5 separate regions of the Homo sapiens genome follow, and all the other regions are linked to region 3. Evidence: chromatin loops called from intact Hi-C (ENCODE). Cell type or tissue: Caco-2. All regions are shown on one strand. Links, peaks and the distances in the headings refer to the core of each region. The heading gives the core; the rest is flanking DNA. Region 1 has its middle 140 kb from the start of FAM47B. Region 2 has its middle 160 kb from the start of FAM47B. Region 3 has its middle 24 kb from the start of FAM47B. Region 4 has its middle 140 kb from the start of TMEM47. Region 5 overlaps TMEM47 (transmembrane protein 47).

What was found. Hi-C counts contacts between places; a loop is a spot of excess contacts. Peaks named below come from ENCODE experiments on the same cell type or tissue, not always from the same donor. Only the 100,000 strongest peaks of a DNase experiment are listed, where the experiment ranks them.
Region 1: it touches region 3 in a loop (5-fold over the local background); 5 of 110 quality-filtered maps call a loop at or near these places.
Region 2: it touches region 3 in a loop (20-fold over the local background); 5 of 110 quality-filtered maps call a loop at or near these places.
Region 4: a loop joins it to region 3, with 8 times the contacts of the local background. A loop is called at or near these places in 2 of 110 quality-filtered maps.
Region 5: a loop joins it to region 3, with 7 times the contacts of the local background. A loop is called at or near these places in 4 of 110 quality-filtered maps.

The regions. Positions count from the first base shown.
Region 1 is chrX:35,079,539-35,085,825 of GRCh38, reverse strand. No RefSeq gene overlaps it. Among named protein-coding and RNA genes, the nearest start is that of FAM47B, 140 kb to the right of the region's middle. In Caco-2, for the core only: no CTCF peak of the experiment used is centred there; no DNase peak of the experiment used is centred there.
Region 2 is chrX:35,095,307-35,101,593 of GRCh38, reverse strand. No RefSeq gene overlaps it. Among named protein-coding and RNA genes, the nearest start is that of FAM47B, 160 kb to the right of the region's middle. In Caco-2, for the core only: no CTCF peak of the experiment used is centred there; no DNase peak of the experiment used is centred there.
Region 3 is chrX:34,915,735-34,922,021 of GRCh38, reverse strand. No RefSeq gene overlaps it. Among named protein-coding and RNA genes, the nearest start is that of FAM47B, 24 kb to the left of the region's middle. In Caco-2, for the core only: no CTCF peak of the experiment used is centred there; a DNase peak (open chromatin) is centred at 2,951.
Region 4 is chrX:34,518,824-34,525,110 of GRCh38, reverse strand. No RefSeq gene overlaps it. Among named protein-coding and RNA genes, the nearest start is that of TMEM47, 140 kb to the left of the region's middle. In Caco-2, for the core only: no CTCF peak of the experiment used is centred there; no DNase peak of the experiment used is centred there.
Region 5 is chrX:34,635,673-34,641,959 of GRCh38, reverse strand. TMEM47 (transmembrane protein 47) reads left to right here. Exons shown (of 3, transcript NM_031442.4): 2 at 2,573-2,713. Among named protein-coding and RNA genes, the nearest start is that of TMEM47, 18 kb to the left of the region's middle. In Caco-2, for the core only: a CTCF peak has its summit at 3,579 (motif pointing left); no DNase peak of the experiment used is centred there.

The DNA of each region.
Region 1 (6,287 bases), core at 385-5,384, 160 kb before region 3:
TTGAGGCTGTGAGTTTAGTCTCTTGATCTCTGTCCCTCTCTTGACCTGTTGCCTTCTGACACAGCAAGAAGACCCTCACCAGATGGAGGCTCCTCAATCTTAGGCATTCTAGTCTTCAGAATTGTGAAAAATAAATTTCTCTTCACTACAAATTATGTAGTTTGTGTTATTCTGTTATAGCAGTGCAAAGTGGACTAAGACAGCACGTCAGCACATTACATGTGGTGTTTAATTTGCCCATGCCACTTCATGTTACAAAATAACATTTTATTTACTTTTATTATGTAATCTCTGTCCTCTGCTCCACATTTTTTTCTTTCTTTTATTTTTATTTTTATTTTTTGAGACAGAGTGTCACTCTGTCGCCCAGGCTGGAGTGCAGTGGTGCGATCTCGGCTCACTGCAAGCTCCACCTCCTGGGTTCACGCCATTCTCCTGCCTCAGCCTCCCGAGTAGCTGGGACTGCAGGTGCCCACCACCACACCCGGCTAATTTTTTGTATTTTTTTTTTTAGTAGAGACAGGGTTTCACCATGTTGGCCAGGATGGTCTCGATCTCCTGACCTCATAATCTGCCCACCTCGGCCTCCCAAAGTGCTGGGATTACAGGTGTGAGCCACCACGCCCTGCCTGCTCCACATTTTCTAAAAACTATTTTCTAGAGCAGTAAGCAGGTCATTGAATGTTAAGTTACGAAATTTGCATGTCCATTCAAAGATACTCTACCTTAACTGACCATCACCTGCTTATAAACAAACCAATAAGTAACTGGTTAGTACTAAGTTATCTCACTAAGCTGACTTGTTTCTTATAGAATTAAAATACGTTAATTGACATAATTGTAGACTGAACTAGAATTAATAGTTCATTGAATCTTAGAGGAAGATAAAATCTTATATCAGGTATTCTCAACTTCAGCACTACTGATATTTTGGGGTTGGATTTTTTGTTGTGGTTGTGACGGGCTGTCCTGGGCACTGTAGGCTGATTAGAATCCTCCCTGGCTTTTACCCACTAGAAGTACCAGTAGCACTTCTCCTCAGCTGTGACAACCTGAAATGTCTTCAGCTATTACCAAATGTCTTCTGGGGGACAAAATACCCCCAGTTAAAACCTACTGCCTTAGAGAATATCTGACTCAATACATTCATTTATCAAAGGAGAAAACTGAAAGCCAGGTAGATAAAATTACCAGGTAAAAATCACTATAATAATTATATAAACATTATCTGAATTGAATAATCACTTTACTATGTCAAATTCCACATTCATAATAAATTTAATAAAGCTCATATAATGAGCACATCCACATAATTTGGGGGTGTATATCTAGATTGTGAATTTGAAGTAAATATATCTTACAGCTTAGTAAGTGATGTTTTCCCAGATAAGCCAAGGTTTCAGATGCAAGTGTTTTAGTAAGAATTTGCTCCCTAGAGAAATTATCAAGGGATTGAAGGATTGATGATAGAAAAGGGGAAGAAACTAGGTAACTGTATAATTTCAGGTGAGGTCTCAGACTCAACACTATCCCTCAGGGAGCTCAAGATCATAAATTACTCATCAGGCTGGGCGCGGTGGCTTATGCCTGTAATCCTAGCACTTTGGGAGGCCGAGGCGGGTGGATCACTTGAAGTCAGGAGTTTGAGACCAGCCTGGCCAACATGGTGAAACCCCGTCTCTACTTAAAATACAAAATTAGCCAGGGGTGGTGGTGTGCGCCTGTAATTCCAGTTACTCCAGAGGCTGAGGCAGGAGAATTGCTTCAACCAAGGAGGCAGAGGCTGCAGTGAGCCAAGATCGCACCACTGCACTCCAGCCTGGGTGACAGAGCGAGACTCCATTTCAAAAAAAAAAAAAGTACTCATTAAAAGTATTTTGGCTTTCAGGCTTCTATAATGTCAAATCATTCAGTCACTGGCTATGGACTACTATGGGATTGGATGTGGTAATAGAAAATTCCTAGGCACTTCCAGTTTTCTGTACTGAAAGGAGACAATGGATTACCTGGAGACTTGGAGGGAAGTGTACCAAATTACTAAACATTTCTATCTCTGTGGGCAAGAAGATTCCAGTGCCCAAAGGGAATCCTCTGAGGGTTAAATGTATGACGCCTCAGCAGCAAAGCATGCAGAAACTTGGAAAGGGACACACAAAGCTGGTAAGAGGTATATGAGGGTTATTGGGCAGGTCACTGACAGTGTCTACTTCACTGGCCTTGTGAAAAAAGCAGGGACTTTTGAGACAGACATATATATTCAAGTTCTGGCCTTGCTGCTTAACGATATGCTTTTAGGCAAGTTACTTGAATTTTTGACCCATAGTTTCTATATCTTCAAACTTAAGGCAAAGATACCTAACCAATTTCATCCAACTTTGTAAGAATTAAGTTATTTAACAAACACAATATGGAGACCATATAACGAGGTATTGTTATTGTGCATTTCAATTCATGAAAACTTATATCTTCCTATTTGTTTAGGTTTTCTAAAATGTCCCTCATAAAGGATACAAAATTTCTCTGTAAAAGTTTTGAACATTTTGCATTAGATATTTTCCAAGTACTTGACATTTTTACTCCCATGGCAGATGATACTTCTTAATTTTATATTTAAGCTTCTTTCCTGATATGTAGACATAATTAATTTTGTTTTATTAATTAGTATCTGGAAAACTAATTGTTTTTCATCTATTTCCTCAGATTATTTTAGATTATCCATGTGTACAATTATATCATTTGTGAATAATAACAATTTTGTTTCATCCTGTACAAGTTCAATATATTTTGTTTATGGTATTTGCCTTACGGTGGCAGTAAGGACCTGCAGTACAATGTTGAATGACCATAAAAAACATCATTGGTTCAATTGATATCTTTTAAAATTTTAACATTGACTAATAATCTCTAGCAGGTTGAAGAACTTTCTATTACTAGATTGTTAAAAAGTTTGTCGTTTTTTTCAATGCTTAATGTATGTTCAATTTTACAAAGGCTTTCTTTCATATAATTACGTGAATTTTTTCTCTTATGGTAATGCAATAATTTATATTAGCTGACTTTCTAATGATAAATTAGATTGTTCTAAGTGTGTTTGTGTATCTGCAATATATATAAATATATTGCAGATTCTCTTTACTATTATTATGTGTCCAGGGTTTTTACATCTATGTTCATGAGTGATAAATTGGCTTATAAATTGCTCTTTTTGTGCTTTTATCCTCGAGTTTCTTTATCAGGATGCTTGTAGCATAAAACTGAATCAGGAAGTTTTTTTTTTAAATTTTATCCTCTGGAAAAGTGTGTGTGAGATTATAATCACTTTTTCTTGTACATTTGAGACCACTTTTTATGAAGCCATCTTTGTTCATCATCCAGGCTGCATTTCCTGAGAAGAGTGTGAGGCAGCTTTGCCTTTCATTCTCCCTCAGCTAGGGCTACAAAAAATAGCAAATGAAAATGCAAGGTGCCTAGTTAAATTTGAATTATTTCCCATTGTCTCTATTAGTTTGCTAGGGCTCCCATAACAAAGTATCACAGACTGGGTGTCTTTAATATCATAAATTAATTTTCTTACAATTCTGGAGGCTAGCAGTCCAAGATCAAGGAGTCAACAAGGTTGATTACTTCTGAGGCCTCTCTCCTTGGCTGGTAGATGCCATCTTCTCCCTGTGTCTTTACTCTTGTGTAGATGTCTTAATCTCCTTTTATTATTAGTATTCTGGTCATAAAAGATCGGGGCCCAACCTAATGACCTTATTTTAATTTAATTACCTCTTTAGGAAATTAAGACCGTATCTCCAAATAAGTAACAATATGAGGTACTGGGGGTTAGAACTTTAACATGAATTTTTGAGAAAGATATTTCAGCCCATAACATTGTCTGTGCATATTCACATCAAGATAAAGGAAAAATGTATGTGATATTCTTATACTAAAACATTATTTGATGTTTATCTAAAATAAATTATAAATTTCTAAACTATCTACCTTTCTCTTTAATTATATTTTCTTCAGGATTTACCTCTCTTTAACACTTTCTTGTTTTGCAGAATTTGCTTATAACATTTCTTGCAGTTAGTCTTTGTTCCATTTACATTGTATAGTAGCTTCTACAGAGGTCCCTTCCAACTTATTTCACTATTTTGCCCTTTGAAGATTCATTAATGAGAAAATATGCTCAACATTAGCATTATGAGCTGGTATACTGAATATGTACTGGCCCAAAGTTAACAGTTCTAAGAACTGTTCTTCAAATTTGCTTTGATGAAGCAAATAATTCTTTCATGGCACAGCTTACTTTTCCATTCTTCAGAATTGTGTTGTATCTCTTAACTTTTAAAAAAAATGTTCTCTATCAAAAGAAAACATGGTTATCAATTGTTATCCCCGTCTTCTTGGTCCCATGCTGCAAGAATACTTAGTGACATACATGTTACTAAATGAAATTCTTAAAGTGGTGAAATCCAATTAAAATGATAGGCTTGACAAATGCCATAATAATTATCAACTTCAGGTCAAAATTTCTTTTTTTATTCACAAGTAATGTTGTCCATTTGAAAAAACAGCCTTGATACTTAAAGCAATTCATTTTTCATCAATTCTTTAACACATTCAACAAGTTCTCTTAATCAATGGACTACATCAATAATACTTTTTTTTCATTGCATATAATGTTATTGCTAGAGAGATACTGAAAATGATGAAGAATAAATAAGTAGGCTTTGCTCAGCAGCTAATCTTAAAAGCCGACACGAATTTTGAGGGCCTTTTCTTTAGAATCAAAATATGGTTAATATGGCATCAGAGCTTCAAATAAATTAAATATTCTCTCAAATGCATTTGTACAAGAAAGTCAATGGATTTTTTAATAGGAATTGAAAAAGTTTGCATTCTAACAAAATCACAAAAATCCTATAATCTCTCAGGTTAAAAAATGTAAGGACTGAAGTAAGAGAGCTGTTTTATGACTATTACTTCAATACCAATATATAGGACATCAGATGCTCTTTGAGAGGCATTAAGCAGAATATGGGCAACACAGCCAACATTCATCAAAGAATCATGCATGCTTTGCTTCAACTTTAACCATGTTATCATTAACACTTAGCTTTTTAGATAGGGCTGGAAATTAGCTATTGTTTCTAAAATAGCATCTGTCAAAAACTTTACTCACAGCAGCCTGATGAGAAAGTATTTTTTATGAAAAAACAATTTCACAGAGGAAAAATGTATTCTGTAATGTCATTATATGCATCTGTGGCCATGGTATAAAAAGGTGAGGCATTTAGATGTTTGATAATTGTTGTAACAGTAAATAAAACTATTATTTTTTGTCATTATTATTATTGCAGTAGATTTGGTCTTGGCACTTGAAAATTTGCTTCCAGTTTGAGTTGAAAGACTGATGGTTATATACAGTGTGAAAAGTCATTACAACTTCTATTGTGATAGTCTTCTTAATTTAAATGTGTTATTTTATCATTGTGTTATTTAAAAATTTGCTATTTTATCATTGTCTTTGGAACTAGCTGAGGAATTCATGCACAGCTGATAATATATGATTGTTTGAATTTCCACAATTTTCTGTATTGAATGAACAATTGGGTATTGCACAAAAAGCTTTTAAAGGACTTTTTCCTTATTTAATAGATGTCAACTTTTCATAAATTTCATCATTTTTGCACTTGTGTTTGGGCATCGCAAGGTTCAAATAGACATGAAATAAAGAGAGATGATACCAAAAATTGCAAGAATGAAAGACTGAATTTGAAAATCTCACAGCCAGGCCAGGTGCAGTGGCTCACGCCTGTAGTCCCCAACACTTTGGGAGGCCGAGGCAGGCAGATCACTTGAGGCCAGGAGTTCAAGACCAGCCTGGTCAACATGGTGAAACATGTTGTCTCTACTAAAAATACAAAAATTAGCTGGGAGCGGTGGTGCACATCTGTAATCCCAGCTACTTGGGAGGCTGAGGCACGAGAATCGCTTGAACCTAGGAGGTGGAGGTTGCAGTGAGCTGAGATGGCGCCACTGCACTCCAGCTTGGGTGACAGAGCATGACTCTGTCTCAAAATAAATAAATAAATAAATATCTCACAGCTGGCCAGTGTGTCTGTCACTCACAAGTCTGAACAAGTTTGTAAATAGGGATTGACTGGTGGAAAGGCTGTAAGCTTAACTAACGAATTGAATATCTGATGCAATAAAAGGTGAACTACCCTTTTTCCCGTAGAGAGAACTGAACTTGTTAGGCACGGACTTCATAAACAAAGCCAGAGCTAATCCTA
Region 2 (6,287 bases), core at 812-5,811, 180 kb before region 3:
CTTCACTTCTTGCTGCTCCCTTCTATTGCTTCTCTTTTCACTCCACTGTCAGCCATATTTTAAACCCTATGAAAATATTCTCTGTAACTATCAACCCCCTAGTAATAATGTAACAATTTGAATGTAATAGTTTCTCTCTTTGATTCCATAGCACTTTGTTCTGTGCTTGTCACACTGTGCTGTGATCATTCTTCATCTCTGGTCCTTCCACTGGATTACAAGCTCCACAGGGGTCCATATCTTATTTCAATAAATGTTTACTGAAGGCAAAAACTTCTTAATATTTGAAGGCAGATGCAGAAGCTACTAAAAAAATGATTGTTAGTAACAGTCTATATAGAAGAAAATATCCAAGTATAAATCACAAAACAAATTTAAAAACCCAGGAAAATATTTGCACCATACATGAAAGAAGATGAACATCCTTACTATGGAAAGTTATCTTATACATCATTCTCAGCAAACTATCGCAAGGACAAAAAACCAAACACCGCATGTTCTCACTCATAGGTGGGAATTGAATAATGGGAACACATGGACACAGGAAGGGGAACATCACACACTGGGGCCTGTTGTGGGGTGGGGGAAGGGGGGAGGGATAGCATTAGGAGATATACCTAATGTAAATGACGAGTTAATGGGTGCAGCACACCAACATGGCACATGTATACATATGTAACAAACCTGTACATTGTGCACATGTACCCTAAAACTTAAAGTATAACAAAAAAAAGAAAATTAAAAAAAAGAAAAGCCTATGACAAGATGCTTTAAACTTAAACACAAAGAAAAAAGTCAAAATGAAAATACAAATTTCTCTTTTCAGATAGATAAAACTATTGGATGTTTGATAAAATCCAGGATGAATTAGATATAGACAGGGGAAGATTTTGATTGCAGCAGTGGGTAAGTGTAAGGGCTTTATATTGAGAGATTTCGTTGGACAGAAGATGCAGAAAAATAATAGAATCTGCCAAAATGTCCATCTAGTGTCAAGGGAAGAATACCATACTGATCCTTTTGACAGGATTTTAAAGCAGCTTCGGGCTACAAACTTTAAGTTATATATTGCTCGCACCCACTAGTCATGTGCCCAACACACACACACACACATCCACACACACATACACATATGCACACACACATACATACACCCACGCATATTTAAGACGAATTAAAGTGGTTAAACGCACAAGCTCTGGAGCTCTGCTCATTAGGCCCAAATCCTGGCTGTATATCTATCTATTTTACCATAGCCATATCACCTAGTTGTTCAAGGCCTCTGATTTCTCACTTATAAAATGGAGATAATGATATACCTACATATGTGGTTGAGTGAAGGGTAAATTAGTTAATGCATTTGTATTTATTTATTTATTTATTTATTTGAGATGGAATTTCACTCTTATTGCTCAGGCTGGAGGGCAATGGTGTGATCTTGGCTCACCACAACCTCCGCCTCCTGGGTTCAAGTGATTCTCCTGCCTCAGCCTCCTGAGTAGCTGGGATTACAGGCATGTGCCACCGCACCTGGCTAATTTTGTATTTTTAGTAGAGACAGGGTTTCTCCATGTTGATCAGGCTGGTCTCAAACTCCCGACCTTAGGTGATCCACCCACGTTGGCCTCCCAAAGTGCTGGGATGACAGATGTGAGCCACCCCGCCCGGCCTTAGTTAATGCATTTAATACTTAAAATTGGTCAAGCACAAATAAAGCACTTAGCCATTATTATTAGTATCTGTTTTTGCCCTTCTACGTTATCTAATTTCCCTAATAATATTCTTCATATAATCATGATAAATCAATAAATGTCACTCTGTTAAAGTGCTAACAGTTTTGAGGAGGAACTCACTAAAAAGTGACAGTAAATTGGATCTATATTAACAACTCCAAGAGTCTGAATGGTAGTTTTAAAGATGTTTAATATTTGAATCATTTGCACATCATAGAAAACGTAAAACAATAAAACAAAAATGGTAGTAATCACAAAATCCAAGGAGAGATACTGATAAACACTTTGTTGTAACATAATGCTAGGAGGCTTCTGTGAGCCATAATATGCTGGGTGAATGTGGTGGTGACTCGGTGGATGTGGTGCTGCCATCTGAGAACTTTTCCAGCCCCATCTTCCCAGAATCTCTTGTGCAAGATTTACTAGCAGCTCTGTTGGTACGCTCTGCAAGCCAGAGGGGGAGATTTTCTCATGACATCCCTCTCCTAGGCTTATTTTTTCAAATTAACTTGTCCTAATCCCTCTCTTTTTTTCCTTTTTCTCCCTTACGCTAAAGAAATAATAACCAATTATTAAGTTAATGAATCTTCTCTTAACATTATTTAAATTTGAAAAATGTTAACACAACATATACATAGGTGTGTGTTCGTGTATATGCATATACATGATGATGTGTTCATTGCTCTCAGGCAATTTTAGGGAAACTACTATTTATTGGTTGGAAAAACTGGGAAAAAATCTAGTAAATTGATGCTGCTCCAGTGCAGATTCCCCAGTTTAGGTACTTTGACAAAACCATTTTCCACTGTAGTGAATTAAAACCCTATGCTAGAAGTGTTGGGTGGTAAACCTTAATATGTTGGGGGAGGGGGCTAAATTGTTACATATAAGGTCAGAGAAGTGACAAGACACGCTTTATTTATAGTAAACCCCTGGAGAGTGTCATGTTCGTTCTAAAGCCAGGGTTATAGTTTCTGTCTACCAACAATAAAATGTGTGTAATAAGAATTCACATTCATAAAGAGGAAGAAGGGAAAATGCATTTGCATTGCACTTTTTCAAAAGGCAGAAAAGACATTTGATGAGATGAATGATTCTCATCTGTCATGAAAGCCTTCCTTATAAAGAAAAAAGGAATATCACTATGTTTCTAATAGTAAAATGGCTGATTCTCATTTCCTGCCTAATGAATTATTTACACACTCCACTGAAGGCCATTTATACTCAATCTACACTTACACAATGCTCCAGAAGGTGGTGCACTCATTTATTAGGTAATCTCTTCTGAATTCAATGTATTCCCTTCATTTACTCTGCAAAAATGTTGGTGTTCTCTACCTTAGGGATAAATGAAGGCCCATGTTACAATACACCAGCTCTACTATAATCACAGAGCAATGGGTAAAGTGAATTTTTGTAGGGATGCCATTATTTGATCAATGAAAACAGACAACATAGATACTTCACAACCAAGAGAGAAAGAACAGTAAGAAAGAACAGCTTACAGTATGATCCATACCCTTATCCACTGTACCTTGGAATCCTGTTGCCATTTCCTGACTCTTCTCTCACATTTCTCCTCTGTGATCTAGCTCTTTCAGGTACTAACACTCCCTGACCTAGTGGAGGTTCTTAAGTTGGACAAAGTGGACCCCTTTAAACTGAAGATGGTGCTTTTAATATCTTGATATAGCTTCTTCTAAGTGACAAATTGGTTGCTAGCTTTACACTTTTATTCACAAAGGCATGAATTTACCATACCTGTCTCATTCATATAAGAGTAGTAGTTTTTCAGGTTCTTGCTCCACAGGAGCTGTACAAGAGGAAAGAAAAACGTATTTGGAAAGCCTTGCAGACTCCTCCAATCATCTGCCCCTCATTAAAGACACAGGCTAGAAGTCTCACAATAACAGTAGTAGCAACAGGCTGGTCCCCAGCCAGAGGTCCCAGTGCAACAAGGGTAAATTCAAGTGAAATGAAGATCAGTTGACTTTTAGGTTGCTCAAAGTTCATTTTTTTAAATGCATTTCATGTTGCTGGCAGAATTAATTTCCTCATTAATACATCAGCTGGACAACTGTGGTGACTTTCTTGATTTTAGAGCAATATAACACTTGCAGTTATTAATTTGATATTAGCTTTGAAATAAAATGTGTTTCTGTGTAGAAGTGTGATGGTGTCGCTAACAGAAATGTGGCAACAGCATGAATGAGTTTGTGTTTCTGTGTAGAAATGATGGTGTCACTAACAGAAATGTGGCAACAGCATGAATGAGTAGCTGGATTAACACGCTGTAACATTTTCTAGGTGTAGTTCATGAAAATTTATTAAAAGTCAGGACTCCTTTTTTGGATGGTAAATTTGGCCATGTTTTAATGTGGATTGGAATGGCAGCCATTACCTGAGGATTTTGCTTGAAAACTTAGCATTTTGTTGTAATAAAAAAGAAGTTTAAATTATTAATCCCATAGTTTTTTATCACTAAATATTTTCTGAATTTTAATTTTAATAATTTCAATGTCAAATCTGTGGCTTTAAAGTTTGCTCTTTATTCTCAGTAAATGAAAACGTTAACAATAGTCTTACTTTGGAGCTTCATGAAATTTATCAGGTATCCTTAGAGGCAAATTATTTTTAAATTTTTATTCTAAAATTATTATAGAGTAAAACTGACTTTTTCTACAGTTCTATGAGTTTTAACACATGTATAAATTTGTGTAACTACATCACAATCAGGATAAAAAACAGTCTTATCAAAACAGTGAACTCCTTCCTATTTCTTATGTGAAGTCAAATACTCCCATCCAACCCCTGACCACCACTGATCAGTTATCTAACCTTATAGCTTTGCCTTTTTTCTGAATGCCACATGCTATATAAAGAGAATAGCATAGTATATAACCTTTCGAGACTGGCTTCTTTCACTCGGCACTTCTCTAAGTGCTGTGTGTGACAGTAGTTCTTCTATTTTATTCTTCAATTTTATCCTGTTGTATGGACGCACCACAGTTTGTTTATTCATTCTCCTGTTGATGGACATTTGAATTGTTTCCATTTTCTTTTCTATTACAAATGAGGACATTGCAACAGACAAATCAAATGACCCCTATTTATCCATACCCTTGTACAATCTCCAGGCGTTGAGAGTAAGAGAAACTTGTGAATATGATGGGATATCCTGTGATTAGGTTGTATTAAATAGCACAGTTAAAGAAAGATAGATTATTCTTAGTGGGTATACTAGTCTGCTCAGGCTGCCATAATAGAACATGAGGCTGGGTAGCTTAAACAACAGAATTTTCTTTCTTTTTTTTTTTTCTCACAACTCTGGAGGCAGGAATTCTAAGATCAGGGTGCTGTCAGGGTTAATTTCTGGTGAGGCCTCTCTTCCTGACCAGCAATCTTCTCAGTCCTCATGCCTCCTTTTCCTCTGTGTGCAAATACCTGTGGTATCTCTTCCTCTTTTTATAAGGACACCATCCCTGTTGGATTAGGACTCCACCTTTATGATCTCATGTAACTTTTATTATCTTCTTAAAGGCCTTATCTATAAATATAGTCATATTGGGGGCTGAGGACTTCAACATATAAATTTGGGGGTGGAAGGACAGAATTCAGTTCAAAATAGTGGGTCAGACCTAATCAGTTGAGCCCTTAAAAGAGATATGATCCTTCCTGATAAAGAAAGATTTAAAAAGTGAAAGGGATTTGATGCAAGAGAGAGTCTTCATCACTGGCTCTGAAGATGGAGAGACCATATGGAAAGGAATGTAGGCAGCCTCTAGGAGCTGAGAGTGGCCACCGGCTGACAGTTGGCAAAGAACCAGGGACCCAGTCCTAAACCGCAAGAAACTAAATTCCACCACAACCACATGGACTTATAAGAGAATCCTGAGATCCAGATGAGAACACAGCCTGACTGACACCTGGATTTTAGCCTTGTGTGACCCTGAGCAGAGAACCCATCCATGCTGTGCCTGGGCTCCTGACCTGACCTATAGACAGTGAGCTAATAAGTAGACACTATTTTAAGTTGCGAAGTGTGTGGTATCTTGTTGTAAAGCAACATTTCTTTCTCTTTTGATACAGGATATTACTCTGTCGCCCAAGCTGAAGTGCAGCGGCATGACCATAGCTCATTGCAGTCTCAACCTCCTGGGTTCAAGTCATCCCCGTGCCTCAGCCTCCCAAGTAGCTGGGACTGCAGGTGTGTGCCACCACTCCCAGCTAATCTTTTATTTTTTGTAGAGGTGGAGTCTCACTATATTGTCTAGGCTGATCTCGAATTCCTGGGCTCAAGCAATCCTGCCACCTAGGCCTCCCCAATTCTGGGATTACAGGTGTGAGCCACCTTTCCCAGCCTTAGTAGTTTTGTCTTTATATATAAATTTTCCTATCAGTTTGTGGATATCTTTGTATATTAAAAAAGCTTACTGAGGTTTTCAGTGGGATTGCATTAAATCTTTAGATCACATTGGAAAGAATAGCCATTTTAGCTATATTGAGTCTTCTAATCTATAAACACAAATTTCCTCTAATTATGTTTATCTTCTT
Region 3 (6,287 bases), core at 380-5,379:
GATTCTCCATCCTCAGTCTCCTGAGTAGCTGGGACTAAAGGTGTGCACCACCACGCCCAGCTAATTTTTGTATTTTTAGTAGAGACAGGGTTTTACCATGTTGGCCAGGATGGTCTTGATCTCTTGACCTCATGATCCGCCCACATCGGCCTCCCAAAGTGCTGGGATTCCAGGTGTGAGCCACCACGCTGGGCCTAATGTTGTTTTTAAAAGAACCAACTTTGGTTTTGTTGATTTCATTTTATAATTGTTTCTTATTTATCGGATTTCTGCATGTATCATTATTTTTTCTTCTAATTCTTTGGGTTAATTTCCTGTCCTCATCTAAATATATAGATTGTTAATTTTCAGTCTTATTTTCTAATATTTATACTTGAGTCTATGAATTTTTATTTATTAATGTCTTTAGTTGCATGCCACATATTTTTATATGCCAACTATGTTACCATTTATTTCACAGCAACTTAAAATATCCATTGTCATTCTTGTTTGATACAATTTAGTTATAACTATACAGTTTAATATCAAATATTAAGGAATTTTTCTGTTTATCTTTTTGATACTGATTTTTTATTTAATTCTACTCTCTGCAATAAACATCATCCCTTTAAATTGTGTCAAAGCTTGTTTCATGGTCTGTAATATGGTTAATATTGATAACTTTCCAAGTACACTAGAAAAGAGTATATATTGTAACTACGGAACAGTGTTGTATATGTCAACTAGGTCAAGTTCATGAATGTTGTTCTTCAATCCCAAAGAAACTCCAGCAAGTTTTGTTTATTTATTCATAAAAATTTGACTCTAAAGGGAGAGAAACAGAAAAGATTTGGTCAATCTCAATGTATTTTATTACCCACAGGACCTTGGCCTCACAAGTTCTCACTTCTTTTATTGCTTTCTGATGCTTTTACATAGCTGTTCTTTTCTATTTTGCTTAGCTTTTATAGCTATGCTCAATGGTAGAGTTGTTTTGAAATAAGTTACTCTGTCAAAAATGAAAATGGAACTCTCCCATCACCACATTTTCCCTGTTGACATTACTATTCCAAGTAGAATGAGTACATTTTCTTAAAATATCACACAAATAATCTATTTCTGGGGTGAAAATATTTTTTCATGTTGCTCGAATTTATTATATAGTTATTTAAACAGTGTGTTTCTAGAAAACAGAATGGATAACAGAATATAAATCAAAACTCTTTCAAAAGTGTATCAATTATATGTAGGAAATGGCAGCATTTATCTAAAATCATCATGCTTCATAAGAGCTTGCCCAACTGTAGATAGAGTAAATCACTTTTCTTTTGGAGACACGTTGCTCAGATCTGAGCCAAAGTTAAGCAAACTTCAGAGAACATAGAAATCTACCCATACCTGTAGCAAAAGGTTTTCTGCCTTAAGCCAAATTGATAAATGTATGTTGCACATGTATATGGTGATTGATTGTAAATTTCTGTGTTTGTATTAACATGCCTGTGTAACATGACTATGGGTATATATATTTATGTTCATATAATTTCTTTAACGGGTATATATGGCTGGCTTATCTTTAAATATCTAGGAAGAGTTATGTATATTTGTGGCTAGGCATGCGGGATGCTAGGCCTATGAGTACATGAGTGTACACCTGGCATGGCCCAACATGTGTCTGAAAGCTGCTGTGTCCAAATGGAGGGGTTCAGGGACCTGGAGAGAAGGTATCCCAGGGTAGGGATACGGAACAAAGAAGGTAGTCACTTGATAGTGTAAATACTGGACCTTAGTATGTTTTTGGCACTTTATGCCCAATACACTGACCTTTCACCTGATCCCTTATGTTTATTATTTATATCCTTTCTCCTAAAAGGTCTTCTGCTAAAGTACACTGAAAACAATCCAATTTCTGTGGGCTAAGAAACTCCGAATGAGGCCTTGATTCCTGCTAAATTTCTAAACGCCTGTCTTTTTTCTACCCCTAGATGTGGAGCTCCATCTTTTGTTTTCAGCAAAAAGCTTTCCATGAACCACAATGCTTGCACCTATCTGGCCGTAAGTGTGGCCCCTTCCCATATGCTCTTGCTGCATTTATGAATTACATCAGGTTGAATACACTAGGGAATTTTATGATACTTTGAATACTAGTTTCAGCAACCACACTACATATTTCCTTCTTATTCACCTTCCAACCATCACAGTCTCAAAATAGCTTCCTAATATTACAGACCCAGAGGAGCTTGTAGTTCAGTACATCTACACAAGGCATAATAGGAATGCTCATTCACAAAACTCATTATGAAAGCGTCCATAATGCAATGCTCATTCACGATTTCTAGGGCCAGCAAAACACTTCCATATACTAAGACTAAATACAATAACAGGTTGGATAAATTGAACTATATGAGAGTAGAAAAGGTAGGAGATGATTTTAAATACTTACTATAATAATTAATTCTACATTTACTGCCCAACTTAATTGATATTACAGAAGAAATTCAAAAGGACATTCGAATATTCTCTCTAGAATTCGAATGAAAAAGAAACATTATTATAATTTTCTAAAAGTTGGAGAATCCCAGGAAACAATTTATAGCAGGAGATTCTGAAAGTGCCCAAATCTTGTATGGAATAAATACGATTACAAAGGAGACATTGTGGGTTCATCGAAAACAAGTCACACTGAAATAACTTTATGTCCTTTTTATGGAGTATCAGTACATTAGTATTCTAAGTGAAAGTTGTTGGCATTATTTCTTGATTGCAATAAGACATATGAGATGTACCTAACAGAATCATTTGGAGAAAATGTAGACATGAGCTAAGAATAATTAGGTAGATTTACAGCTGGTTAAATCTCCATATCCAAAGAGTATTTTTAACCAATCAGAGTTAACCTGAATCAGCTATCTTGGCAAGTAGCTATAGATCCTATTGAATTGGCAGCCTTTAGGGGGGAGTCTTGTTGCTTCCAACCTTCCCTCTGGTTCCACCTTGTGGCTACTTTTCCACTGATCATTTGCCATAGCACTTATCTTGCTTTGTGCGTATGTTGAACATCAGTTATTTAACAGAGTTGTGATTATATAACTTGGTGTGGTGCTGCTGAGCTACTTCCTGGTGCATCTGAGAATGAAAATGAATAGAACAAGTCTGTCTTCAGGACATGGATCATGGTCCAGGTCTGTAGGTATAAGTGTTAAATGAGTCCACTAAAGAGAATCAGAATAGGGAATCACTATGTTACATGCCACGCAGTTCCCATAAAATATTATTGTTTCTTCTCTGAGGCATAGCTTTTCCTGGATCACGCATTTGTTCTTATTCCCCTGATATTATTGTCCTCTTCTTTTTTCTTTTATTGCCTGCAGATTTACCTCTGTTGTTATACAGTAACACTAGCACAAATATTAGACACACTGTGTTAGTTCAGAGTTTTGTGGATTCTAAGCACATATTTATTTTATTTAAATAGACAGGCAGGTTGGGAATATCTCCTGGAAGCTGATGACACTAAGGCTCAGGAACGTGAGGAGTACTAATAAAGCTGTCACAGCTGGGGCTTTTTTGTGAAGTTTGAGCTCCAGATCAGTCTTTTTGAAGAATTATCTAGTTTGCTACCTCCTTCATTATACTGCTGAGCAGAAAATTCTCACTGTCTCCAGAAATCTAAAAGCAGAGAACACCTTGCATGCTTTCACCCTCTTGTCTAGCCATGATTCCAACACATGAATTTTCGCCAGCCTAGTCATGAGAACAAACGTGACTCATACCTCATGGGTCATCAGAACAAATTTCTCAAAGCACAGACACACTGGGTCTCAATTTGAACTGGAATACAGTGTCTTTTCCCCCAGAAGCTTCTCTAGTAACCACAGCAAAAACAATCTGAACCCCAACAATATGTACTGGATGGAGGTCGACCACATAAAGTGATCTTTGCACTTTTACTTGGCAACATCCTTTTTTTTTTTTTAACCTGCTAACAGCACCGTGCCATAGTCTATCAGGAATGAAGAAAATTTCCAGTGATCCTCCAATACACAATTATCAGCAGTTTTCATCATGACCGTCATCATAAAGAATATTTACTGAACAATAACCACAGCCTGTAACTATGTACCATGTACAATGTTAAGTGCTATACACTCATGATCTCAGTTAACCCTACACAACCCTGAGAGGCAGGAATTAACAACATTTAGTCTGTGAATAAACTGAAACCTAAGGAGGCTGCGAGCCCGACATCGCAGAAATAGTCAATTGTAGAGCTGGGATTTGAAACTGTGTCTGTCTCATGCATATAGCACCCAACACAACACTACTCATAGATCCCGACTCATGCAGCAGCAGCAACAATAAAATGTACTCTTCCTCGTATTTCTTCCCTCCACTCCTGTTGTGTAACAGATTTAAGCTGGATATGAATTATTGAACCAAATGATCTCTTTGTCTTAAAAACTTTTAGATTCTACAAACCAAATCTGCAGACTTTCCCCGTACCAGCCCAGAAAGTAGCAGAAATTAGGTATAAAGAGTAAGTCAGACCCCACACTTCCAGTGATGAGAAACATTCCAGAGCTGCAACAGAGAGGGTCTTGCTTTTATTTTGAAAGAAACTTTATGCCACACAATAAACAATGGAAACATCCCATGATAGTATTTGCCAACATGGCTCAGCACACTTTAGCAGAGAATAAACAAACACTGGACATGACGAAAGGAAATTGGGAAGAGGTCAAGTGCTATGCTCTCCCTGTACATTGATTCACTGCTCCAGGCTTTGGATGATTTGCTGTAAATTCATTTTTTCACACCATGGTTTCCTGAGGTTTGGATTGTGTGCTAGCTGTGTGGCTTGTAATTTAAGGACCATTCAGTCATTAAGTTCTTTTGAAAAAAATGCCTTCTTATGAAGCAAACAAATATAGAGCTAATAATATTAAAATAAAAAGAATTGAATAATATCTTATTTAATAGATTGTATTATAATAGATAATGCCCAATAGAAGCATGTGGGATAGTGGATTTCTCTAATGTTACATGAATATGTGCAGGTACTACATGCAAATCAGAAAATCCTGAAAATATGACAAATAATGGCACTCACAATCTTGATCATTGTACATTTTGACACCCAAGGCTTTAATGAGGCAACAGTGAAGTCATCATTTGATGAATGCTGAAGGTTTTTAGATTTCCTCGAGGTTATAGAAACAAAATTTGGATGGCTATTTCTATGTTAAGTGACAGTGCAAAAATACCTCAGGCCTCTGACTAGTTTTGTTGCTCTCCAATGCTTGTTTCACAAAAATTGCTGATGACATGGCATTAACAAGTTTTATTTTTGCTGTCAGTTATTTTATTTGCCTATCCAGATGCAATTATAAACTAAAAAGACAAAATTATGCACTATATATCATGTCAAAAATAACCATTACTTTTCCTAAAATATTACTGAAGTAATTCTCAAATAATTCTTTATTGGTTCTTTTGAATTTTAATAAGTGAAGTAAATCTTACTGACTAAAATTCAGGGTACGTAATAACTAATTGATAAGCACTTAAATTAGTGGCTGGAAGGTAAGTAAAATTATTATTTCCAAAGTGGATCCACAGTTCATTAACCGCAATTGTCATTTTCTACTATGTGATGGAAGAAAGTCACTTTACTTAAGATTAAATTAACATCTGATGTTACACAAATGTTCCATCAACTTTCTTAATGGCTTATTTCAAAAATCATGTATTAGAGAAACCAGAAAAAGTTATATCTTTCAGTTTAAACTCAATGTACAGAATCAATGTGTCCCTCTCTTCACTTCCAACAATGTAATGAATTTTAATAGCCACTTCTATCTACCCTGTTGCCAGGTCAGGCAGCAGCATTATTCCATGTTTGTCAATTAAGACGTAACACTAAATGGAGATTATATGTCTAAACATGCTCCAACTAGTGACAGACCTTTGATCTAGAACTCTGAGTCATGGGCCACTATTTCCTCTGATGAAAACTAGGCTGTTCTATTTTCAGCTCCAGGTGATAAGATACTGCTTGTCCTGTTACCTCAAGCCAAAGATTTGACACAATGTAGCAGCAAGGTGCTTATGACACTAAATGTTTCCTCATGAGCCATATGGAGATAAAAACATTTTTTCTCCCTGTGCACAGGGTCTACATAGTCTTCAGAGATATTGACACCCTTGATTTAATCAGATGGTTAAAGAGAGTTATAATGGAATCAGATACAGAAGAGTCTTGGGCTCCAGTTTATCTAACACTTAGTTTCTATATAAGCTCCTAAAGAGGA
Region 4 (6,287 bases), core at 697-5,696, 400 kb after region 3:
CCTCCACATGTTGAGCTATCTGGAAGCTCCCTGAACCCAGAGTTTTCATGCCCTCCCTGGTTACACCACCCTCCAGGAGCCTACACATGTTTAGCTCTCTGGAAGCTCCAGGAACCCAGTTCTTCTGAGTTTTAATGGAGGTTTCATTACATAGGCATGATAGGCAACAATGTAGAAATATGATTGGACAAAAATAGTATGGTCTCATCCTAATAGACTGAGTGGGAAAACTCAGCAAGGCCTGTCTTTTCAGATTCTTCTTGGCCTCTCTGTGAAGCATTCCTTCCTCCAGGTTATAGAGTAGGACCCTCTCTGTAATGAGGATCTCTTGACCCACAATCAGATTAGAGTCTTATCTTGAGCAGGTAAAAGGAAAACAGGGGAAAGTAAAAGATTCTATTTCTTGAGGCTTGCTCCTAAGGCCTAAAGCACCTCGATATCATAACAAAAGACTGTAAAAGGGCCTATGGGAGTTTTGAGCCAGAAACTGTGGACAAAAACATTACACATACACACACACACACACACACACACACACACACACATAAATATCCCACCTTTTTTGGTCCTAATTGGCTATGAAGTCAGGGGTTCCCACAACCCCCCTCCTCAAGTTTGATAAATTGCTGGAATAATTCACAGAACTCAGGAAAATATTATATTTACAATTACAGTTTATTATAAAGGATAGAAGTGAACGGTCAAATTAAGAGGTCCGTAGAATGAGGTGCAGAAGGGTCTCAAGCATAGGAGCCTCTGTCCCCATGGAATTGGAGTATGCTACCTTCCTGGCATGTGAATGTGTTCACCAATTTGGAAGTTCCCCAAAGCCTGTCATTTAGGGGCTTTTACAGAGGTTTCGTTACATAGGCATGATTATAGCCATTGGTGATTAACTCAACCTTCCGCCCCACTCTTTTCCCCAGAGGTGAGTAAGGTGAGGCTGTAAGTACAAGCTTCTTTTTAACCAAGGGTTGGTCTTTCTAGCAACCGACCCTATCCTTCAGCTATCTAGGGTCCTACCATGGTCCTACCTATCTAGGGTCCTACCTCATTAAAAGAAAATACATTCCTATTACCTTTATCACACAAAAATTCCAAGGGGTTTAGGATTTCTGTACCAGGAGGTGGGGACAAAGATCAAATAGTTTGTGTGTGTGCGTGTGTGTGTGTGTGTGTGTCTGTGTGTGTGTGTTAGTCTGTGTGTGTGTTAGTTAATGAAATTTAATGCATATTTGTTTTCTATTTGAAGAATTGGTAGAAATGTCTCTTTTACTTACAAGTCTTGGATTTTGATTTGTTTTTTCACTAAAAGAACTTTTATAAGAAACTGATTAGACTTCATAGGCAAACAATATCTAGAATGTTACCCACATACTGAATTGGTTTCATCAAGGGAAAAATTACTCCCTTGTGGTATATTCGATATTTTAAGAAGCTATGTTGACAATTTAAGCCACCAGGGTACCATTTAGCAAATTGCAACTTCAATGGATTATTAACTTTTTACATAATATATTTCAATTAAAATGAAATTGGATTCCACTGAAATAAAATAGTTGATGCTGAGTTTTGTCTATAAGCAGGAGAGCACCGGCAATGTTGTTTAAGGACATTTTACCTACAAGAAACTCAATCACTTCAGAAGTGAACTCATTTATATTTGACTACAGGCAACCACACAGAATGAGTGGATATTTTAACTATTTATCTTCCTCAGAGGCTCTTCCATATCTTATCTTCAAAAAGGAATGCTTTACAAACTATTCCTCACTAAAATATCACTACAAAAATTACTTTAAAAAATTAAGCTTGAAAGGTGTCAGAGTTAATTTCCCCTCACATTATTATTCTGAATAAGTTAGAATTCTTCAAACCTAATAGAATTAGAGTGAGATTATCTCAGTGGATATAAAGTACAATCTACTAACAAGTGACTCATTTGGAAAGTAGAATTAACTATTCCTTGTCCACTAAGAGCCCATTTGATCCACTGAAGGCAGTTATTGTAACCATCATCACCTAAGCTTTTATATACTGGCTTATTTTGAATGGCAATTTAAAGCCTTACTAAATTCACTGAATTCTATAGAGAGAAGAAACATTTTATATATTCATTCATGGTATTTTCGATTGATTTTTGTTACATTACTTTAACTTTTGTGCAGTTTTCACTGTCTACTTCTCTTCTTGTCTTGACTGGTCCTTACATACAACCCACTGAGGAATGACTGTGCTCGTTACACTGTGCTTCTTCTGGTATGATGCAAATTCTGTATAGTCTTAGCTTAGGGTCAATATTTGATGAAGCATATCCTTCTCTCTTGAGATCTTTTAACTCTATGTTCCAACCCCATATCCATAGTTCTAATTTAAATAAGCTAACTTAGTCCTTCCTTATTCTGGACAAATTACATGTTTGGTGATATCTATTTCTAATGTCACCTGATCTTTTATTTTTATCCTTTTAAAATATCTATTACATGTTCCGTCTCAAAGCAAAATCTTGATAGTAAGACCATTTATACTATTTAAAGATAATATTCCCTCTATCTGTCCCTTCCTCTTTCTTTAAAACACTTGTGTATGTATAAATATGTGCACATATATAACTATATAGCTATAACGACATTTACAACTAAAATAATTACTTCCAAGTTACAACATGAATTGGCCATCATAAGCATATCATAATCTTTCTCATCTCATACAGTAAAGTGAACTAGTTTATAAAATATGATCAACTTGAAAAAATTCAAGCTGGTTTAATGTAACTTTACCGGATGAACAAGGCCTTTGAGATTTGGGGTACTAGATGGTTTCTGTAGCCAGCCTCTCCTGTAGCATGGCTCCTCCAATGCAAGGCAGAATATCTAACCTATATAAATGAACCAAAGATGGACTCTGTGTATCATTTATTTCTTCACTGCAGGCTGAGACCTGCTAGCTCAAAAGGCCCCTGGAACCAAACCCAAATATTTATACATTCCATTTATTTTAACAATAACCCAAAGAAGCAGATTTTTAGCCATTTTGAGCCTACCCGCTTTGCATACCTCATGAAACCTCAGCCAACATCTGCTAGACACAGCTTAGGTAAATCTTGAGGTTAAACGATCCCAAGCCATTGCTGCCTTCTAGAGCTCTTTGACCAAGAGACTCAGCACTGCTGAGTGATATCACCTACACATGTAAGCCCCCTCTCCAAACTCCCTTTCCTGAGGGAGTTCCCATGTCTTCCTCACCTTATGAGTATTGACCTGTGCCAGTAGCTTCTGGACAGTCTTGTGCTGTGAAGGACGTTCTCTGAATGCAGACCTATCACCCTGTATAGCTTCTGTGTTCTACTGCCATCTCATGGACATACCTTTCTCTTTTATCAGCCTCCAAATCCCTAGAACCTCTTACAATCCAAGAGACAGAGCATGCTTAACACAAAGACAATATTTTCCCTTTTCACTTAATATTAGATGGTACAAGGTAAGTAGATTTTATTATGTTTATCTTGTTTTGAAAGTAGATAGGGGCCAGGTGCACTGGCTCACGCCTCCATTCCTAGCACTTTGGGAGGCTGAAATGGGCGAATGACTTGAGGTCAGGAGTTTGAGACCACCCTGGACAACAGGGTGAAACCACATCTCTACAAAAAACACAAAAATTATCCTGGCATGGTGGTGCACGCTTGTGGTCTCAGCTATTTGGGAGGCTGAGACGGGAGAATCACTGGAAACCAGGAGGTGGAGGCTGCAATGAGCCGAGATTGTGCCCCTGTGCTCCAGCCTGGGTGACAGAGTGAAGCCCTGTCAAAAAAAAAAAAAAAAAAGTAGATAGAAAATAAATAAATAATATCTTTATGCAAATCAAACTTTGCCCTTCCTTCCATCTTTATTTTGCCTTTCTTTCCTTATACTCCTTTACTTTAAATCTTTTTACAAGATATATGAGAGAATCATATCTTTTTTTACTTAAGTAGACGTGATATAATGGTTCATCTACCAAAGAGAAAAAAAATGAACGTATACTCAATTTATAAAGACCAACAATTTTGGAGCTTAACAAAAGATTTTAAATTATTTTAGAAGAAAAACAGGAAAAAATGACGAACAACAAATACAAATATATACATATATATATGCACACTGGCATTTGTTTTTATAAGTTGAAGGCCTTCCATCTTCTGAAATTTAGAGTCATCTTTAGCAACATTTATTGAGTGTTTCCCATGTGCTAGACAGAATTCTAAGAAACAGCTTATTGCTAAAACAGGATAATAACTATTTCAAACAGGTTTCCAAAGAAAACAAAAAACGGTTAATAGCAAAATTGTTGTCAAATGTGACAAATAAAATTGATGCATGTGCCTAAATCACCAATTGCCCTCTTCCTCAATGACAACACCCACTACCAATTGCCTCATTAACATCTGACATGTCATTGTCCTTCAAAAATCTATCTTGCAACAATCCAAATTTTTCTAATCCACCAAAAATCCCAATTCATATATCCTATCTGCGTTGAAGACTTTCCTTGCAAATATTCAGGCACACATTTCTTTCCACATTTGTATTTTTATAGTAGTTATTGTTTGCAAGTCTCCTAATCATATATATTATTTGTAAATATTACTATTCTTCATGTCAGTATCATGTCTTTCATCTCCTGGAAAGCAGGATTTTAATTCTGTTCATTTTTAAAATTATAGTGCCTGGACCATAATTAGAGCTCTGTAAGTGTCCTTGTTGAATTGTTTTATATCTGGAATGCAGCAGAAAATTTTTTGCATCTCAGAAATACCTAGCATAATGTCCAATCTTATTATTAAATTGTAATCTAATCTTCACTCTCAAAAACTTCCTAACTGATTTTAGGTAAATGGTGCTCTCCCCTATAGTTTTTATTTTCTCAGATTTAATGCAAGGTGATGCAGTTGATTAGAACAAGTTTATGTATTTCTTCACTTTTAAATTGATGACTTTATTAGTTAATAGTCATTGAATAAATTAATTTATTGAAATAAAATGACTGCCTAAAGAATTCATGAAGACTTATAGATGACGGTTCTTCTATATCAACATAGAAAAGTTATTACTAAACTACATAGTCTTAATCAGGTTTATCTGATCAACATGCTATGTGGGGTATGCAAAATTCCATTAACTATGCAAACTCTTAATAATTGTATTCATTTTTGAAAGGGAAATAATGTTAACTTTAATGTTTTCGAAATAAATATTGAGACTTGCTAAATCATTCTTTGGACACACAATAACAGCATGTTTCTATTGCAACGTTCCTTTCAAATTTGAATATATTAGTGTTTCGATACAAAGTTAGTTTACCTAGTAATGCAATATTATCATTTTATTGTATTCACTTACTATAGATTACAGATGGAATAAATGAAACATTCCTCAAAAATGATGAATTGTTAGGCAGCAAAATTTGTGTTGAAACCCCAAACAAAAAAGCTGCAAATACTCTCTGTAATATTATACTAACATATGGCTATGTAAGATATGAGACTTTCCCTGTTTTACCAAGGTACCCAACTATTTCAGGTAAATTTATTTCATAAAATTTAGTTCATAAATAAATATTGTATATAAGCTCTGTGGCATTTTTTCTTGTGAGTGAGGTAATGCCTCAAAATTATTGTAACAGTTACATTCTTTCTTTCAGAGCACTCAGCATAATTAGGGAGATAAAATATATGAAACATTAATTGGTCTTCCTGATGTTACCCAGAAGAAACATTTTTTAAATTAATTTTGTGAATGTAATATATGAAACATACTGTTGAAAACAATATTCAAGATGCCCGCCCCCCAGTGACCCATGTTCTAGGTATATATGCCCTTGTTTATTTCTCTCCCATATTGAATAGGTGTTTGATTGTGTGTGACTCGCCAAGTCTAGATCAGAAAAGGCATTGTGGTTTCCATCTTGCTTTCTCTTGTATCACTTCTTCTAGGGGAAACCAACCGATACATCGTGAGAAAACTCAAGCAGATCATTGACAGGTGCAACAGGGAAAAACAGGCCTCCTGCCAATAGCCATCACCAGCATAGAGTGTGAGGAACCTTGCAGATAGATTTTTCATCTCCAGTCAATTCTTAAGATGACAGTAGCCCTGGCTGACATCTGACCAAGCCTCATGAAAGTCCCCGAGTGCAGATCCAAGCCACTAAGCTTCTCCTGAATGACTGACCCACTAAGACTTGGGGTAATGTGCAGCAATAGATAAATAATAAACATAAAGAATATATGTAACATATATGTTATTATA
Region 5 (6,287 bases), core at 662-5,661, 280 kb after region 3:
ACTTGAACCCGGGAGACGGAGGTTGCAGTGAGCCAAGATCGTGCCACTGCACTCCAGCCTGGATGACAGAGTGAGACTCTGTCTCAAAAAAATAAATAAATAAGTTTTATTGGGGCACAGCCAGCTTGTTTACACATTGTCTGTGGCTGCTTTCACACTATCATGCAGAGTTGAGTGGGTACAACAGAGACCATAAATCATAAATCCAAAAATATTTCTCGTCTGGCCCTTTATATGGAAAGTTTGCTTATCATTTTCTACCTTAGTCTGTCTTTACAAAATGCAAAACGTGTATTTTAGCTATTTTTTTGAGGATATTTAAAATAGAGAAAAGTGATCAAAATTCATTCCTGTTTGAATTATGGCTGAAAGTGAAGAGTCAAATGTGTGGCATTTTTTTTCACACTGAGCTATGTGAAAGAGCTAATCAGGAAAAAACAATCTATTGCACTTTCACTTTAAGATATTTTATATGGGTAGATATTTAGTTACATTTTGATTTAAATGAATCCAATGCTTTAAAGTTTTTACTTATGTAAAATAATTTAGGGAAAGTTGCTAACAGTAATAATCGTTCTATAAGAGTAATAGACCAACTAGAACATATGGAGCATAGGCTTTCTTAATCAAACTCTCCAGGAATTGCATAGATGGATGGATGGATGGATGGATGGATTTTATTTTTTTCATTGTACACTTTTATATAATTAAACTTTGATTTTTTTAATTCAGAAATTTCAATTTACACACCTGTTTTTAGAAGGATTTCCATCATGCCAAAGTGCAATATAATTGTGCACTTGTGTAAACTTTTCCCAAGAAATTTAGAGACTTCAAATGTAAGGACTATTTTTTTTTTTTTGGCTTTTTAATTCAAAGCTACATGCTGTTATGGAATAAAAAAGCCCAGTATGGCTAGCCTTTTAACTTCTAGTTAAAAGCCAGATCTACTTTTGTTTGAAGTTGTATGGCTTTGTTACAAATAGATGGCATTAAGAAGATGCTCTCCACTTTGTTGTGACTCATCTTTATATTTTAAGAAGTTTGGATTTGTTCAATTTCCCCTTGTTTGTTTGTTTCTTGATTGCAGTGCAAGTTCTAGTTGAGAGCCTGTGAAGCTTCCACAATTTCGTAGGAGGGGAAGATGTGGAAGAGGATGCTTGAGACAGGGATGTACAAATATAAATAAAAGAAAATCTTAGGGTATTGGCAATTCCTCTGCTCATCGTTTATCCTACCGTAACAAAGAGTGCATTTTGGAAGCTTTCTGGGGGGATAATTTCAGAGGGAAGCATCAAAATATCATGACTTCTGGACTTAGGATAGAATCCATTGCAATTTAATGATAGATTAAAATCCATTTGCATTTTCTGCACTTACATTAAACTGAGGGCCAGAAGAGGCGCTTGGGGCTTTTAAACAACTGCTGCTCTCCATAGTATCGTTTTATATGATGTTTCCCAACCTGTATAGTACTTTCATAGATTCACTTTGTCTCTTCTGAGAGAATATTTTACCATTCTTATGAATGGAAAATGGGCCAGTTTTTCATCATACTATTTCTACATTTTTGTTTTATAAGAAATGAATGCATTTCAATAAGGTTTATGTGTCACTAAGAGTGTGAGAAACTGTTTGGAAGTATCTGTGAACAGAGGCCTGCACATAGTAAGTGGTCAATATATGCTTACTGTTTCCGTGTATGAATGAAGGGGCCGAGCAGCCATTCAGAGTCCATTCTGGCTCCCTGGGAATACTTAATTTTAGAAACCACACCCGTGATGGTAAATACAGCAGTGAAACTAGAATCAAATAAAAAAGAAGTGGAAAAAACAAACAATATTCCTGATGCTAATTTGATGGGGAGTTGTTTTAGAGGGAGTGGAGGAGAGACAAATAAAAACTTTGGAGATTTTTATATGGTTAAGGAAGGCTTTCCAAGAAATAGCAATAAAAAAAAGAATATACTACTGTCACATGCAGCATGGATGAATATGAGAAACTTAAAAGCCAGACACAAAATAGTTCATACCATTTATATGAAGTTTAACAGAAGGCAGAACTCAATCTGTGGTGACGGATGTCCTCAGTAGCCCAGGTGGGAGGGTCATTATTGACTGGGAAGGGGCGCAAGAGAAAAATCTGGGTGATAGAAATGCCCTGTATTTTAATCTGGATGGTGTATAAATATCTATAAGAATTCATCAACTTCTCTACTTTCTATACTTAAGATTTGTGAACTTTATTGCTCGATAAAAATTTAAATCATAATAATATTGAAAATAGGTCATGGAGGGGACACTTGATTTAACATGAATGCCTAATAGAGTCCTTGGAAGAAAATCCTAGCAAACCCCTGGTCTAAAACTCTGCTGAGCTTAGCATAGGAGACTTTTCTGAATAAGGACATTTCCTATTCATTTTTGTTGCAAAACATTTCAAACCCCAAAGGATGCTTAGCATGCAGTAAAATCACATCTGTTGAGCCACTGCAAGGTGAAGGCTGCTGAACATAGTTCTGTTGATTCTTTGAGGACTTACTACTCAAAAACAATTTCTTTTTTCTTTCCAGATTGGCAGATTGCTACTCTGGCTTTACTCCTGGGCGGCGCTGCCATCATTCTCATTGCATTCCTGGTGGGTTTGATTTCTATCTGCGTGGGATCTCGAAGGCGTTTCTATAGACCTGTTGCGGTCATGCTTTTTGCAGCAGGTAAACAGATTCATTACTTTCAAATGAGTATTAAAGTTTCATGAACCTTTCTACCATCTTCCTTTCCTATGCAGAAGAGGTATGTGTTTGCTGCATTACGTAAAAATTGAGAGGCATTTACTATATTTTTAAGGTAACTTGGCTAAAGGTTTATCAGATTATCAGTTTTCAGTGTGTTAAGCATTTCACAGAGCACAATGGCAGCTTCTAAACCTCTGACTAAAGCATGAACAAATAATACTGCCTGACAGGGCTATTACCTTAGGAATTGCAGCAGGTGTATTTACTAACAGTCTTTTACATCCAGTTTTTTCCCCTTTTTTACTGCTCCCCTGGTGATCTTAAGGCAGCATTATTTTTTCTGATAAGGAACTGAAAACAAATTCCAAAATGTTTACCCTTAAAGATGTATATCTCTTTGAAAATGTGTGATGTATGACTCCAACCATTAGACAAGTCAATTATATGAAGTCAATTGTATGTTAATTAATTTATCAACCATCATTGTATGAAGCACAGCTTGGATTAAAATATCAACCAATGAAATGAAAAGACGGGACTGTTTAGAAAAGGGGCTTGCAGACTAAAAGCCCAATACATGATTTGATGTGAGCTTTAATTTTCATTTATAAAAATACCTTTGAATATATTGTTCTTTTTGACTCAAACTGCAATATTCTGTGGTGCCTTCAGTTTGCCCTGTCAGTCATATCTGATTTGAAGACTGCAAAGTAAGCTTCTGTGACTATCAATAATGAAGACACTGACAAAACCATCTAGGCTGTTAGATGGATTTTTAAAAGCTGTTTCAAGATTGGAATAGATGAAATTTCTCAGGATTTAAAGGGTAGTTGGAGCTAAAAATACAAAACAGAAGTGTTCTGCTGCCCCCTACTGTTTGTGTTCATTTTCTTATACCCATGAAGGCTGGTCAGAATTGGGGGTGTCATAAAAATGAAGGTCCAAAGGGCTGAAGGAATCCAGAAGTACATCTAATTCAAATCTTTAAGTGACTTGCTCAAGATCGCATAGTAGCTACTGGCAGACCTGGGCCTGGGAGGCTTCTGAATCTTAATCTAGTGGTTCATTAACCACTGACTTCCTCACTTATTTATGCAACTATTTCTTAGATGCCTATTACAGGCTAAACACAGTATTAGACACCTATAAAACTGGCCACAGTATCACCACAGATACTCACTAATAGAGTAGAAAGCACAATTTCAAAAAATATTTTGAAGTCTTAGTCCCAGTTATTCGGGATGCTGAGATGGGAGAATCACTTGAGTCTGGGAGCTTGACGCTGCAGTGAGCCGACAGCACACCATTACACTCCAGCCTTGGCAACAGAGTAAGACTCTATCTCAAGGAAAAAAAAATAATAAAAGTACCTTTTTCTGCCGAGACATGTGCAGTACATAAAATCAAAACAGACACATTACTACTACCGCTTGGAAACATCTCTATCCGAGACTTCACACTTACTTGATTTAGTACCGTGTGCTATGCCTGGTACTCATATACACTCAATAAATAGTTTTTGAATGAATGATATAAAAATGACTAAGGCATGTAGCTCATAATCTGGTGGGGTAAAACAGGCATGTAAACAAATAAGTAACTGTAATGAAGGGTTTTTTTTAAGCAATTTCTCTTTTGGGGTCTTAGGAAGCAGCTAGTTTCACATGACTACAAAGCTAAGACCAAAAGACCTCAAAAAAGTAATAAATATCAAAAGGATGTTTTTTCATATATTTATGTTTTTATTTATTTAATAAATATGTTGGGCACTTACACTATACAAGTAGACAGTCTTGGTGTTATAAAATATACTCTAAGGGTTTTTACTGAAAACTGATAATTAAGTCTCATAAAGATAGCCAAACAGATTATAAAGATTTTGTCTTCTTTTTTTTTTCTCTGAGGTCTTTTATTTAGGGCGGGCTTATTACCTTCTTGAATAGTTGCTAGAATAGCTAAGAGCTAGCCATTGCTGTAGCCCATCTAAAACACTGTCCTTTTTTCCACAACTCTCTTTCTCACCAGTCCTATAAATCTAGACTTCAGAATTAGATATTTTTATAATAATAATGCTGATAAGAATGATTAATTAAGCACCTGTCATGTGCCACGTGCTAGACACTTAACATACACTGTCTCTGATATAACAATCTCAAAGTTAGATATTTATTTTCTCCGTATTATCAATGAAGAAACAGGTTCAGAAAAATTAAGTAATTTCCCAAGGTCATTTTAACTAGTAAGTTGTACATCTAGGGTTTAAATTCAGGATACCTATCTGACTTGAAAGCCCGAATGAGGATTCCCCAGTTATCTTTACTTCAGTACATATCACATATTGGAAAAATCAGTGCAGAATCAGCCTTGATTTTGAATTCAGTTGCCAACTGTGCACTGCAGTTGGAGTCCGTCCTGTAACTCCAGTTACTCCGTTTCTCGGGAGCAACACCTGAAGGCATTTAGTACCTTGAGATGTCATAAAGACCACAAACTGATTGATGCAGCATGACTGCACCATAGCACATAATGAAAGTTGTGCACATTTCCAGTACAGTTGACTACAGCATATTTCTTTTTGTGTAACTGACAGTGATAGGTAATATATGATGTGATTCTGATAACTGGCATCCAGTTCTCACTAAAGACTTGGTGAAATTAGAGGGACTGCCTCTTGCCACGTTCTCTTCTTTTATTGTCTACTTTTGAACTATCCGCAGGTCATTTGTATGTCCCACAGGAATATAGGATGAGTGTTTTCTTTCTTTCCAAGGCCTTTAATACAAATTGCAGAAAATTCTCTTTTATAATTCGATTTTACATACAGAATCCCCATTTATTATGTTATTAAGGATGATTCTTTATGTTATATCTGCAGAAAGCCTCCTATAAGGATTGTTTTTATAGAAAGGTGATGTTTTTTCAGGGTCCTGCAGCTGATTTCCATCTCTGAGCTATCTCTGATTGGAGGCTTGTGTCTTACAGCCCTCATCACCATCCTATAAGTCACAGTGAGATAGCTGGAACCATTTCAAGTCTAGATTTTGGTAGAAAAATCAGTGTCCAGTTTAGATTTCAAACTAAAAGAGAGTTCTTCTATTCAGGATATTTAGATTACATGTTAATTTCCCTGTACCGTTATCAAACTACACTTCGGCTAGAACAATTTACAGTATCACTTCCCAATAATTAATTTCATACTGCTGCCACTAGTAGTTACAAATTAAATTTTAAAAAGAAAAGAAATGGATACCTTCATATTAACCTTCCACTGGCAAATGCTTTTTATTCTCCAAATCATTGTTTCTTTTATGTCAATTTTATATTTAGGGACCAACCTGGCTGGTAGGGCCTATCAACCTTTGCCTTTAAATTATCTCCTAATTTTGTACCTTTTTTTCGTACACCATCATTATTGCCTTAGTCGAGGCCACAACTTTTCCCTAAATGGAACGTCTCATTCCCCAAATTTGGTCTTCCCCTACTTTATTTTGTTTTTCTATGGCAATATCTGACTGTTTTAAGATGTTTATGTGACTCCTTTATTTTGCCTTGT